Linked DNA regions of Homo sapiens: region 2 is linked to region 1. A link is an interaction called in ENCODE POLR2A ChIA-PET data of the cell type or tissue named here. Cell type or tissue: Panc1. All regions are shown on one strand. Links, peaks and the distances in the headings refer to the core of each region. The heading gives the core; the rest is flanking DNA.

Region 1 (7,708 bases), core at 913-5,912:
AAGGTAGGCAGATCACAAGGTCAGGAGTTCAAAACCAGCCTGGCCAACACAGTGAAACCCCATCTCTACTAAAAATACAAAAAATTAGCCGGGCATGGTGGCATGTGCCTGTAGTCCCAGCTATTCGGGAGGCAGAGGCAGGAGAATCGCTTCAACTGGGGAGGTGGAGGCTGCAGTGAGCCGAGATCATGCCATTGCACTCCAGCCTGGGCAACAGGGCGAGACTCCATCTCAAAAAAAAAAAAAAAACCAACAGTGACAAGTAGCATAACAACATTCTTTTTTTTCTTTGTTCTCTGAGATGGAATTTCACTCTTGTCCCCCAGGCTGGAGTGCAATGGGGGGATATCAGCTCACTGCAACCTCCGCCTCCCGACTTCAACCGAAGCTACTGCCTCAGCCGCACGACTAGCTGGGATTACAGGCCCCTGTACCATGCCCAACTAATTATTGTATTTTTAGTTGAGATGGGGTTTCACCATGTTGGCCAGGCTGGTCTCAAACTTCTGACCTCAGGTGATCTGCCTGCCTTGGCCTCCCTAAGTGCTGGGATTACAGGCGTGAGCCACGGCGCCCAGCCAACATTCTTTTCTCTTTTTTAATATACTTACATGAGGTATACATAGTACTTAAACCAATAAAACGACAAATATCTGAACTTCTTACCCAGTGTTTTGCAACTTCTTTCCACAGCTGTTCTTCGAGTTTGTTCAAACATTGCTTCCAAGTCAAATGTGCGAGCTTTTTTACCTAAAAGATGAACAAATGGGAGACTGTGATTGTCTTGCAGTAAGCTGGCCAAACTTTAGGCGATCAATACTGATCAATAAACACTTACTTTGTCTAGTTTATAGCATGGCTCCAATATAACCATAAAATATCAGAGAAGGAGTTTGAGTCACAGAAAACTTCTGATGACAATCCCTTCACTAAGTACTATTAACCAGGCAACTTTCCCATCCTCCTCTAGATCCCTACCCTATGAAACAACAACACTAATGTGGGAGGCAGAATGGAGAATGTCCCAAAAGTTACCCTTTGCAAATGTAATTAAGGTTATGGACTTTTAAATAGGGAAACTATCCTAGCTGGCCCTTAAAGGCAAAGATGCACAACAGCTATGGCGGAAGAAGTCAGAGAGATCCAACGTTTGAGAAGAATTTGAGGCGTTATAGTTGGCTTGAAGACGAAAGGGGCAACATGAGAAGTAATGCAGGTACTTTAAGGAGCTAAGAGGGAAACAGAAATCTCAGCCCTATAACAAGGAACTGTTGAGCATGGAAACATTCTCCTCCTCCCCCAGTAACTTTATCAAAACTCTTAAAATTTTCCCCTATTTGGCACAAACATATGGACACCTTTCTCACTCCTGAGTAAAGGAATGATGTACTAAAATGAAGGATTTATACCGGGTGGGGTGGCTCATGCCTGTAATCACTTTGAGAGGCTCAGGTGGGCGGATTGCTTGAGCTCAGGAGATCGATCAGCCTGGGCAACATGGTGAAACCTCGTCTCTACCAAAAGTATAAAAAATTAGCCAGGTGTGGTGGCACATATCTGTGGTCCCAGCTACTCAGGAGACTAAGGTGGGAGGATGGCTTAAGCCTGGGAGGAGGAGGCTGCAGTGAGCCAAGATCGCACTAGTACACTCCAGCCTGGGTGACAGAGCGAGCCTCCATCTCAAAAAATAAAAAAATAGAAAAGGCTGGGCGCGGTGACTCACGCCTGTAATCCCAGCACTTTCGGAGGCCGAGACAGGCGGATCACGAGGTCAGGAGATCGAGATCATCCTGGCTAACACGGTGAAACCCCATCTCTACTAAAAATACAAAAAAAATTAGCCAGGCGAGGTGGCGGGCGCCTGTAGTCCCAGCTACTCGGGAGGCTGAGGCGGGAAAATCGCGTGAATCCAGGAGGCAGAGCTCGCAGTGAGCCGAGATCTTGCCACTGCACTCCAGCCTGGGCGACTGAGCGAGACTCCGTCTCCCAAAAAAAAAAAATGAATAGAAAAACTACAGAACTAGTATGTGTGAACAGAACCCAAGGCCAATATGTGTAAGTCTACTGTTTAATTACTATCATAGAATTAATACACGCTGGTCAAAAGAGAACAAGAAGACCTTGAGAAAAGGTTCAAGGAAGTTAGAATCCCAATGTTTGGATGAACAGCATTTATAATTTTAAAATGCAAAATAAAAAGAAATCATTTTTCATGTATCAGTCTACTAAAGTTTTGTTTTCATTTTTAAAATAATTTTCTTTTTAAATAATAATACCTACTCTGTGTTGGTACGGATATGGTAAAAATGGCATTCTTAAATTCTGTTAACTTTGGTATAACCTGAAACAAGTTTTTTGATGGGTATTACGGCAGTAAGCATCAAGAAGCTTTAAAAGGCACATACCCAATTTTTCAGCTTTTTAAGTATTTATACTTCTGAATAAACTAGGCTCTCTTTTAGAAATCTACCCTACAGAATTACATATTTTTAAAAATCCTCGTACAAATGCTGTTATTTACAAAAATGTTCATTTTAGCATTATTGGTGACTTAAAATTAGAAAAATCCTTTCTCTTCCTTTCTCTCCAGGACTCTCATAACTGTCACCTGAGTTGGTTCCAACGGATACGCAGAATAGAAGACAAATGGGAGAAGAATATTGACAAACTGCAAGGTATGCACCCGAGCTACAGTAATTCCGAGTTGACAGCTCGATCTCCCCTCCCACTCTGCGGCTCTTCAAACCTCTGCAAAAGGAAGAGGGTCTCTGCCTGGGGCAGTCACTCACCGAACCCCGTGAAGCCCATGGTGACCGCAAGCTGCGGGTCCGGTCCCGATGCGTCTGAGCCTGTCACTGGAGCAAGAAAAGAGAGGCGGCCTAGTTAGTGCGGCGCCCCAGCTCCCCCGACACGGCCCACCCCGCCAGGACTCGCTTCATGAAACCCACCTTCGCTGGGCCCAGAGCGCTCCATGGCTGGCCGCACGCCGCAGAACCAGCCACAGAGACAGCCCAAACTGCAGGGGAACTTGCCAATAACTCGCGGCAAATGCTGGAGGAAGTACCGCCTCCAAGCTACAGCGGCGCCGCCGAAGCCAAGAGCGGCGCCTTCCGCAGAGGGACTGCGGCTTTCTGCGCGGCGCCCCCTACCGGACAGGCGGGAAAGCGCCGCGCAACTCAGACCACTGAAGGGGAGTAGTATCTGGAGTTTCTGTAACATCCTTTCCCTTTTTTTTTTTTTTAAGCCAGAGCCTCTGTCGCCCAGGCTGCAGTACAGTGGCGTAATCTCAGCTCACTGCAACCTCTGCCTCCCGGGATCAAGCGATTCTCCTTCCTCAGCCTCCCGAGTAGCTGGGATTACAGGTGCCCGCCGGCTAATTTTTGTTTTTGTTTGTTTTTGTTTTTGTTTTGAAACGGAGTCTCTGTCGCCCAGGCTGGAGTGCAACGGTGTGATCTCGGCTCACTGCAACCTCCGCCTCCCGGGTTCAAGCGATTCTTCTGTCTCGGCCTCCCAAGTAGCTGGGATTACAGGCGTCCACCACCACGCGCAGCTAATTTTTTGTATTTTTAGTAGACACGAGGTTTTGCCATGTTGGCCAGGCTGGTTTCGAACTCCTGGCCTCAAGTGATCCGCCTGCCTCGGCCTCCCAAAGTGCTGGGATTACAGGCGACACCCTTTGCTTTTTTTTTTTTTTTTTTTTTTTTTTTTGAGGCGGAGTATCACTCTGTTGCCCAGGCTGGAGTGCAATGGCGTGATCTCGGCTCACTGCAACCTCTGCCTCCCAGTTTCAAGAGTTTCTTCTGCCTCAGCCTCCCAAGTAGCTGGCACTGCAGACACGCACCACCACACCCAGGTAATTTTTTGTATTTTTAGTAGAAACAGGGTTTAACCATATTGACCAGGCTGGTCTCAAACTCCTGACCTCCTGATTCACTCATCTCGGCCTCCCAAAGTGCTGGGATCACAAGCGTGAGCCATCGCAAATACAAATATTCATTAAACGTATAGGCTGTCTACTTACTCGATGACCTTTCTACCTAGACTAAAGCCAAAAAACTCTGACACCCTAAAAGATTCATAAATTATTTACTACATAAGGTTTAGATGCATCATTACCAATATTGCACATAGAAATTTAATGTTGTTAGTTGAGCAAACAGATGCCATGACTATTTCTTCTCTTTATAAATCTTGGTGGCTTATGGCAGCAGAAGCCTACTCCACTATTTAGGCTCCTATGACAGCTACTTTTCCCCTATTGAGCAAGTTTCACCTTAAGTTACTACCAAAAAAATTATACAATTAATATATTTTGTACCTCCTGAAAATAACTGTTTATATTATCATCTCAAGTAAAATAAAATATTTTCACAGAGAGATGGAGAGATGTGTAGAAAATTTATCAAATATTAACCTCTTCCTAAACATGGGGTTGAATTCCTCCAGTAACATTGTAACGTTGTTAGAATTATGTGAAAGGGGGCTTTGTCTCAACTATCCTGCTAGTCATTCATTCAACAGCACTCTATTTATGTTGTATGTTTCCCTAAATGTTTCCATTTTTGCCTCCAAACACTGCTAATTTGGTTTGGTTGCTATTTATTTTATACTGTCTTATAAATCCCCTGGAAAGTGTATTGCCCCATGCCTGCACACACTGCAGTACAAGAGTGTACTGAAGTACATAATGGAAGAGTTGGTTTTTTCTGCCACTCCATCACTTGAGTTTAAATAATAAGGAAACACAGAAATCTAAAACATTTTGAACAGTTAAGAATTATTAAAAGAAAGTAGAATGACAAACAGGAAAATTATCTATCCATATCTATATATGTATATCTTTCTAGAAATGTCCAAAAGGACAAAAGAGGAAAAAATGAAGGGAAAATCATGAACCCTTGAATATGAGTCCTTCTGAGCAAAACTCTGTTCTTAGCATTTCTCCACTATTATCAAGTTTCTAGTATCCTCCAAGAAAATACCATATTATCATCCTGGAACTTTGGTAGTATATACCTGTCCTTTCTATCCCTATCTACAGAGACCTGTCTGATTTAGATTCTAAACTGACCTTCCTCATTTTTTTTTTTTTTGAGACAATATTGCTCTGTTGCCTATGGTGGAGTTTAGTGGTGTAATCTAGCCTCACTGCAACCTTTGCCTCCAGGATTCAAGTAATTCTCATGCCTCAGCCACCTGAGTAGGTGGAATTAGAAGTGTTCCTCATTTTTAAAACTCTAGAACACAGAAATTTTATTTGTCTCCCAAAGTCCAAAAATTTAAGAATAAAAGAAAAATTAAGAGTCAGCTTTGATATCCTGACATACAGTCTTCTTTGAGATATTAATACCTTTTATAATAAAAATGAATGGGTATTTTTGTGACTTTTTAGTAAGAAAATAGTGAACCAAACCTGCTTGCACACATTTATATTTACATAATTCTCAAAGACAAATATTTAATTATAGAAACGGTATATATACATATGTACACACATACATACATTAGTGACTCATATTCAAGGACTCATATTCTAGGGTTCATAGTTTTCCCATATATATATATATACACACACACACACATATATATATACATACACACACACGTATATACACATATAAAATACTAAAAAATGTTTAAAAGTTAACTTGTAAATCTTACATTCAGATATTCTGATTTACCGTGTCTATATCAAGACTCAATGTGGTTTTGTAAAAGTAAACACTCCAAGTAGTTTTGATGCAAGTCATCTAAATCACTCATTAAAAAAATTGTGGCTCATAAGTGTTCATTAACAAATAAATGGATAAAGAAAATATGGTATATATACACAAAGGAATACTACAGAGCCATAAAAAGAATCAAATCATGTTATTTGCAGAAACATGAATGAAACAATAGGTCCTTATGTTAAGTGAAACAAGCCAAGCATAGAAAGACAAATATTGCATATTCTCACTCATTTGTGGGAGCTAAAAAGTCTGATCTCAGGAAGGTAGAGAGTAGAATGATGGTTAACAGAGGCTGGGAAGGAGGCAGGATGAAGATAGATATTGGCTAATGGGTGCACATATAGAGTTATATAGAAGCGATAAGTTCTAGTGTTCAATAGCACACAAGAGTGATTATACTTAGCAATAATTTATTGCCTATTTCAAAATATTTAGAAGAAAAGACTTAAAATGTCCCCAACACATACACACGAAATAAATGTTGGAGGTAGTGGATATACTAATTAACACGATTTGGCCATTATGCATTGTATGCATGCGTCGAAACATCACATGAACCCCTTAAATATGTACAATCAATATGTATCAATTCACAAAGACGGAAAGATGGAAATGTTTTCGTTTATAAAAACAAGGATGGAAAAAAACATCCTTACCTAAATACTGTCCACAATGTCACCGGTGCTTTGCATCATTCAGGTGAGCGATGTTAGTGTCCCTTCTACTTATCCCCGGGGTTTAATTTGCACCAAGATTGTTGTCTGCACAAAGATTCAATAATATACAGAAAATCTTATGGTGACCCAGAGAAGATGTGAAATGATTATAGTTTTATGCCTTAGATGACGTTGCATTTCTAGCCATGGCAACACATCCCCAGAAACTTTTCTGTAATTAAAATGGAAATACTATATGATTTATCATTTCATTATAAAAGTAGTTACTCTATATGTGGAAGGTTTTGGTGGTGTAATTTCCCCAGATATGTATATCAATATGTGCGAGCAAATGCTTGTAAGTAAAAACAGATAAGATAATTTTATATTCTATATGATGTTAAGAGTGTTAAGCCAGAGCAAAATTTCATTTTGAATATGGTAACCCTGGATTTGTTGTTTCAGTCTGGATTTTATATTTTAGATAGGGTTAATTAATCAGAAAATAGCTCACTCTTACTGCCTCTTCTGAAATTTTAACAAATAGTTTTGTTATCTGTTAAATATCAGCACCTTTAAAGTCTTTGGAGAGACTCTTTTCAGTTTCAGTAAAGCATTAGTGTTTGTACACTAATGTATGTTTGTCAGGTTTACTTATTTATTTATTGACCTCAGTGCAGGAAAATTTCACCCCAGGGGGTCTTACATTATTTTTCTACTCCAAAATACATAGGCTACACAGAACAACATCATTAGCAACATTGTTTCAGCAAGGAAATAATCCTTATTGGCAAAGGGAAACCAAGGAAAGAAAACTATTGTTTTCTTCAGCTACATGCTGTCTGCAAAGCACCCCATGGATTCAATTTCTCATCAGTTCAGAATGGAATACTAACGTGCTGCCTAGAGATACAGAAGTGGGATGAACGCAGGGCCTTACTCAGCATTCAGAACAAAACTGTGAGTAAACTTTCAGGCATGACATGCTTAGAGTCAGTCATAGAGGAAAAATAGAAGCCTCAAGTTCTATTCAGAGACATCAACTTACCAAAGTTTAGGCTAGTATATTCCTCATTTGCACGGGTGCTTTCCAAAGACCCGGATGCGACGTTAGCAAAGTCTTCTCATGACCATTCGTGTGCAATAAATTCATAAAGGTAAAATATGTGTATTTATTCTCCATATATTTTTTAATTGTATAAGCTTCAGGCTCGGAGGTGGCTTGGAAAAGATGTCCCTGACTGCATCTCCCTTCACTGCATCTTTGTTCAGCAAAATCTTAATTAAGAGCAAATCATCCTTCACTGATATCGGTGAATA
Region 2 (7,708 bases), core at 1,077-6,076, 1.4 Mb after region 1:
TTGTATCTGGGTATTAACTTGTACATTTAATAGGCACTTAATGTTTGCTCTGTTTTTTTTTTAACAGTTAAATAGAATCTTGATTTACAAAAATCACCACTGTAAAATACAAATTGTTGTGAAATGATTCAGCCAACTAATATGTATTTACTAATATACTAATTAATGAATAGTGCCTATTATGTACAGGAAATGAGTCTGTTTGTCACTCCCTTCACTTTCTAACTTACATTTATCCAAATTTGCCATCATTGAAGGAGCATATGTATTTATGTTTGGGAAGTAAGGATAGAATAACTTTCGAGAATAAAGCAGGGGCTGACTTTCTGCTTGCAATTATAATTCTTCTTTTTAGGATTTCCATAGAAACATTAAAGGGCATAGATATCAAAGCTAAACCATTCTGATTTAAAATATTTTTTACCAAACTGGATCAGAGGAAAAATATCAGCTGCCTTTCCATTTTATCTCTTCCTTTAGAACTATCCCACATGCATTCCAGTTTCCAAGTCACAGAATCCAAGATATTGCTATTTACAGACTTCAATTGCTTTATAGGCAAATGGACTTTTGAAAACTGGCCTGGCAACATGACTACCTATTATCACAGTGCCACTATGGAGACATTAACTTCCACATTCTATATATCCATAACACCTTGTAATATTGTAAACAGAGGACCATGAAAGGTTGTATAGTTAGTGCCCTGCACAGAAGTGCTTTGTGGAGGGGGTGAGCAGTGATGGAAATCAAGCCCCCTTCTGGTCCACAAGTTCTATGGCCTGGTGTGGAGCCACAGCAGCAGGAGAAAGAATAGCTATTGTTTAATTCCTTAAAGTAGAGGCAAACCTTTAGTAATTTCCATAAAGGGAAAGAAAGGAGAGTTAAATTATAATGGTGGCACAAGGAATGGCAGTGAAGTTAGTGAAAAAGAGAAAAGGAAAATTTTCGCTATCATGAGGAAGGGTGGATGCAGTCTGCGGTGGCTTTAAATCAATGGTTTCCAGCCAGAAGCTTTTATCTCCCAGGGGACATTTGGCAATATCGGTAGACATTACTGATAGTCATGACATTACTGATTGACATTACTGCTACTGTCATTTAGTGGGTAATAGCCAGACATGCTGCTAAACATCCCCCAATACATAGGGCAACCCCCACATCAAAGAATTATCCAATCCAAAATGTCACCAGTGCTGAGGTTGAGAAATTTTACCTAAAACAAACACATAAAATGTTTTATTTTAATTAATTAATTAATTAATTAATTTTTTTGAGACGGAGTCTGGCTCTGTCGCCCAGGCTGGAGTGCAGTGGCGCGATCTTGGCTCACTGCAAGCTCTGCCTCCCGGGTTCACGCCATTCTCCTGCCTCAGCCTCCCGAGTAGCTGGGACTACAGGCGCCCGCCAGCACGCCCGGCTAATTTTTGTATTTTTAGTAGAGACGGTGTTACACTGTGTTAGCCAGGATGGTCTCGATCTCTTGACCTCATGATCTGCTGTCCTCGGCCTCCCAAAATGCTGGGATTACAGGCGTGAGCCACCGCACCCGGCCCATAAAATGTTTTAAAAGAGGACAAATTGGTGGAAATGAGGTTTGCTGAAAGGAGACTGACATCCAAATCAAATATTATTTAATGAATTATTTTTCCTGACAATTAAATTGTTTAATTAATGTAGTGATTGTTACATGCTATGAAATAAACTGCCAGCCAATTATGTTTTTGTGTGAAAAAAAATGTCTCCTGACTCCAAACTTACTCAGAAATGTATTTTATATGATTTGAAGTATGTCTTTTTCCAGGATTGTTGCACAATGAGATAGCTAAATCTTAGGGAAAAAGTTTCCTTTGGCATTTTGATCTATTTATTATTTACATAGAATTGTTACTAGAAACTTCTGAAATTGAAAATAGAAAATTCAGAGAATGCTGTTCTGAGATTTTCAGTCTTGATTATGTAAACTCAACAAAATATGAAGGATTTGTGTAGTAAATATGTAAATATGCTTAATTATTTCAGTTTGATTCCAAGTTTTCTTTATCCTTATTAAGAGGCTACTCCTCATCTTGCATGATTAAGCAAAAAAGGTACTCTCAGCTGGCGGAAGCATCATTTGGCTTTAGAACATGTCAGTGTGAGAAAAGCTCGTGTGCCTTGAACTCTGGCTGACACAACTCACAGCTTCACTCATATGTAAATGCAGGTGTCCTGCCCATAAATGTGCACTCTAGAGATTTCTAGGTATCTACACTTGTATTTCCATAAAGCATATATTTTTCCTTTTTAAATAGTAAAGGCATATGGTATTACACGTTTATAATTTTCAGTTCTAAATAATACAAATGATCTGTTACCAAGTGTGATATTGCTTGATTAGTTAGATTCAACAGAATTATTATTCTGCTTCTTTTCCTCTGTAAAATGCTGTTTAATGTACTGGCATTGCAACTGCTGACTCATCAGAAAGAATATGACAGCATTCTGCTAGCTAGCAGTTAAGAAATATTTGCTGTTTAAAAGAAAATAATGAGTTTCTCAAAATTTTTAAAAGTGCGTTTTGAGAGTACAAAAGTACCGAGATCATCACTGGAAAATACCTAGCCATCACTGTCATTCTCTCATTTGATTATTTTCCCTGTGACATTATCAACATTGTTTTATCACATAAGCCAAGCAGCTTGCATATTTGTTTCCACGGGAGGAGAAGGAAACCACTTCCTGAAATGTTTAATCATTTCAAAAAGTAAATTTTGTATTGCTGAATCATTTAATTGGAGGATATAAATGTGGTATGAGAAGTTAACAATCTGTGAGACACAACTAATAATATTTAAAAGAAGGTGTCCTAAACTCTAGGTCTGATTTGTAAATCAAGTTCTCATTCTTAGATTTCACAAAAAATGAAAAGACTGGCAAATATAATAGTAAGAACTAAGCTACACTGAATTTAAGATTTGTTTGATGTCCCGATGCCATGATAGGGATAATTCAATGATAGAATATAGCATATTGGTGTTATGATTCTACTATACATGCAAGATATCATGAGAAACATCGTAAAGTTTATAAGCTTTCTACAGTAAAGAGGAAGGCCCCGATTCTAGAATCATGTTGCTAGAGTTCATACACCAGCTTCCTTCTTCAGTAGCTTGTGGTCATGGACACATTATTTAACTTCTCCATACCTCACTTTTTTAATTAAAACCAACAACATAATGTTACCGCTCTCATAAATTAAATGAGATGATCAGTATATAAAACTAGCTCATAGTGCTTTTCTCATGGCAAAGGCCAAATAAATACTTAAACAATCTGTGTGCAATGTGGAACAGTAATTCATAGAAAGGTAATCATGTTATTTCATAGTTTGAGGATCATTAGAGATCAATTGGCCCAGCCTCCCAATGGATACTGGTCTTTCTTCTTGTGGTTTCACAGGAGGGCAGAATAGCAGTTGTTTGAACTGGTCTCTGATAAGATATTTACTCCTCCAAGCATGAGGCAACATATTTCATGATGACTATTTACTGGGATCCCATTTAGATAACTCTAACATTTAGGAAATGTTCCCTTTGAATGAACAACAAGCAATACTCTCTAAATATTTTGCTCATTGAAGCTAGAAAGAGAATCGCTCCCAGGATGCTTTTTATATATTGGAAGAACATATTCATGCCCATGCTGAAGCTTTTCTTTCTTTTAAAATTAAACATCTCTGGTTCCATCTTCATGACATATTTCAAAACGTTACACATCTTGCTTACTTTCTGATTCAAAGTCCTCTTAAAACTCAGTACACCTTACTGTTCACAGTATTTTAGTTGTTCACTTATAAACCCAATGGAAAAGCCTCTTTTCTCCTGCCTCTGAGGCTCTTCTTCCATGATTTCATTTCAACATCACTTCAGGTCTTGTTTACATTTTGATTTGCCATGTTTTTATTATTAATATTATTCTTTATGTTCTGGGATACATATGCAGAATGTGCATGTTTGTTGCATAGGTATACATGTGCCATGGTCTCCAGCATTTGTTGTTTCCTGACTTTTTAATGATTGCCATTCTAACTAGCATGAGACAGTATTTCTTTGTGGATTTGATTTACATTTCTCTAATGACCAGTGATGATGAGGTTTTTTTCATATGTTTGTTGGCCTCATAAATGTCTTGTTTTGAAAAGTGTCTGTTCATATGCTTTGCCCACTTTTTGATGGATTTGTTTGTTTTTCTACCTTGTAAATTTGTTGAAGTTCCTTGTAAATTCTGAATATTAGCCCTTTGTCAGATGGATAGATTGCAAAAATTTTTTCCCATTCTGTAGGTTGCCTGCTCACTCTGATGATAGTTTCCTTTGCTGTGCAGAAGCTCTTTAGTTTAATTAGATCCCATTTGTCAATTTTGGCTTTTGTTGCCATTGCTTTTGGTGTTTTAGTCATGAAGTCTTTGCCCATGCCTATGTCCTGAATGGTATTGCCTAGGTTTTCTTCTAGGGTTTTTATGGTTTTAGTTCTTACGTTTAAGTCTTTAATCCATCTTGAGGTAATTTTTGTATAAGGTGTAAGGAAGGGATCCAGTTTCAGCTTTCTACATATGGCTAGCCAGTTTTCCCAACAAGATTTGTTAAATGGAGAATCCTTTCCCCATTTCTTGTTTTTGTCAGGTTTGTCAAAGATCAGATCATTGTAGATGTGTGGCATTATTTCTGAGGCCTCTGTTGTGTTGCATTGGTCTATATATCTGTTTTAGTATCAGTACCATGCTGTTTTGATTACTGTAGCCTTGTAGTATAGTTTGAAGTCAGGTAGTGTGATGCCTCCAGCTTTGTTCTTTTTGCTTAGGAATGTGTTGACTACATGGGCTCTTTTTTGGTTCCATATGAAATTTAAAGTAGTTTTTTTTCTAATTTTGTGAAGAAAGTCAATGGTAGCTTGATGGGGATAGCATTGTATCTACAAATTACTTTGGACAATATGGTTATTTTCATGATATTGATTCTTCCTATCCATGAACATGGAATGTTTTTCCATTTGTTTGTGTACTCTCCTATTTCCTTGAGCAGTGGTTTGTAGTTCTCCTTGAAGAGGTCTTTCACATCCCTTGTAAGTTGTATTCCTAGGTATTTTATTCTCTTCGTAGCAATTGCGAATGGGAGTTCACTCACTATTTGGCTCTCTGTTTGTCTGTTATTGGTGTAAAGGAATGCTTGTGATTTTTACACATTGATTTTGTACCCTGAGACTTTGATGAAGTTGCTTATCAGCTTAAGGAGATTTTGGGCTGAAACGATGGGGTTTTCTAAATATACAATCATCTCATCTGCAAACAGAGAAAATTTAATTTCCTGTTTTCCTATTTCAATACTTGTTATTTCTTTCTCTTTCCTGATCTCCCTGGCCAGATCTTCCAACACTTTGTTGAATAGGAGTGATGATAGAGGACATCCTTGTCTTGTGCTGGTTTTCACAGGGAATGTTTCCAGTTTTTGCCCATTAAGTATGATATTGGCTGTGGGTTTGTCATAAATAGCTCTTATTATTTTGAGATACATTTCATCAATACCTAGTTTATTAAGAGTTTTTAGCAGAAAGGGGTGTTGAATTTTATTGAAGGCATAATCTGTATCTATTGAGATAATCATATGGCTTTTGTCATTGGGTTGTTTATGTGATGGATTACATTTGTTGATTTGCATATGTTGAACCAGCTTGCATCCCAGGGATGAAGTCGACTTGATCGTGGTCAGTAAGCTTTCTGATGTGCTGCTGGATTTGGGTTGTCAGTATTTTATTGAGGATTTTTGCATTGATGCAGGGATATTGGCCTTAAATTTTCTTTATTTGTTGTGTCTCTGCCAGGTTTTGGTATCAGGATGATGCTACCCTCATAATATGAGTTAGGGATGAGTCCCTCTTTTTCAGTTGTTTGGAATAGTTTCAGAAGGAATGGTACCAGCTCCTCTTCATACCTCTGGTAGAATTTGGCTGTAAATCCATCTGGTCCTGGGCTTTTTTTGGTTTGTAGGCTATTCATTACTGCCTCAATTTCAGAACTTGTTATTGGCCTATTCAAGGATTTGACTACTTCCTCATTTAGTCTTGGGAGGGTTTATTTGTTCAGGAATTTATCCATTTCTTCTAGATTTTCTAGTTTATTTGTGTAGAGGTGTTTACAGTATTCTCTGATGGTAGTTTGTTTTTCTGTGGGGTAAGTGGTGATATCCCTTTTATGATTTTTTATTTTGTCTATTTGATCCTTCTCTCTTTTCTTCTTTATTAGTTTGGCTAGCAGTCTATTTTGTTAATCTTTTCAAAATACTAGCTCCTGGATTCATTGATTTTTTGAAGGGTTTTTTGTGTCTCTGTCTCCTTCAGTTCTGCTCTGATCTTAGTTATTTCTTGTCTTTTGCTAGCTTTTGAATGTGTTTGCTCGTGCTTCTCTAGTTCTTTGCATTGTGATGCTGGGGTGTCAATTTTAGATCTTTCCCACTTTCTCCTGTTGGCATTTGGTGCTATAAATTTCCATCTAAACACTGCTTTAGCTGTGTCGCAGAGATTCTGGTATGTTGTGTCTTTGTTGTCATTGATTTCAAAGAACTTATTTATTTCTGCCTTAATTTCATTATTTACCCAGTAGTCATTCAGGAGCAGGCTGTTCAGTTTCCATATAGTGTGGTTTTAGTGAGTTTCTTAATCCTGAATTCTAATTTGATTGCACTGTGGTCTGAGGGACTGTTTGTTATGATTTCTGTTCTTTTGCATTTACTTAGGAGTGTTTTACTTCCAATTGTGTGGTCAATTTTAGAATAAGTGTGATGTGGTGCTGAGAAGAATGTATATTCTGTTGATTTGGGGTGGAGAGTTCTGTAGATGTCTATTAGGTCCACTTTGTCCAGAGCTGGCAAATACTAAGAGATTTTGTGACTACCAGCCCTGCCTTACAAGAGCTCCTTGAAGAAGCACTAAATATGGAAAGGAAATACCGGTATCAGCTGCTGTAAAAACATACCAAATTGTAAAGAGCATCGACAGTATGAAGAAACTGCATCAACTAATGGGCAAAATAACCAGCTAGCATCATAATGACAGGATCAAATTCACACATAACAATATTAACCTTAAATGTAAACGGGCTAAATGCTCCAATTAAAAGACACAGACTTGCAAATTGGATAAAGAGTCAAGACCCATCGGTGTGCTGTATTCAGGAGACCCATGTCACGTGCAAAGACACACATAGGCTCAAAATAAAGGGATGGAGGAATATTTACCAAGCAAATGGAAAGCAAAAAAAAAGCAGGGGTTGCAATCCTAATCTCTGATGAAACAGACTTTAGACCCACAAAGATCAAAAAAGACAAAGAAGGGCATTACATAATGGTAAAGGGATCAATGCAACAAGAAGAGCTAACTATCCTAAATATATATGCACCCAATACAGGAGCAGCCAGATTCAAAAAGCAAATTCTTATAGACCTACAAAGAGACTTAGACACTCACACAATAATAGTGGGAGACTTTAACACTCCACTGTCAATATTAGACAGATGAATGAGACAGAAAATTACAAAGATATTCAATACTTGTTATATGTTATTTTCTGTTTGTTTTCTGAGCCACCTACCACTATGGATCCCTATTAAGCTGAATGCCTAGTGAAATATTAAGCATAACGTTGCTTGTGTGCATTTTTGTGGACAACTGCAAAC

The links. Peaks named below come from ENCODE experiments on the same cell type or tissue, not always from the same donor. Only the 100,000 strongest peaks of a DNase experiment are listed, where the experiment ranks them.
Region 2: POLR2A ChIA-PET joins it to region 1 with 5 read pairs; 1 of 35 experiments calls an interaction of 5 or more read pairs at or near these places.

Annotation. Positions count from the first base shown.
Region 1 is chr5:21,454,825-21,462,532 of GRCh38, reverse strand. It overlaps the pseudogene GUSBP1. Among named protein-coding and RNA genes, the nearest start is that of SNORA105A, 430 kb to the left of the region's middle. In Panc1, for the core only: CTCF peaks have their summits at 2,943 and 3,149 (motif pointing left); a DNase peak (open chromatin) is centred at 3,172; H3K4me3 peaks cover 792 bases.
Region 2 is chr5:20,036,529-20,044,236 of GRCh38, reverse strand. It overlaps a transcript of CDH18 not described here. Among named protein-coding and RNA genes, the nearest start is that of CDH18, 52 kb to the right of the region's middle. In Panc1, for the core only: no CTCF peak of the experiment used is centred there; no DNase peak of the experiment used is centred there; H3K27ac peaks cover 243 bases.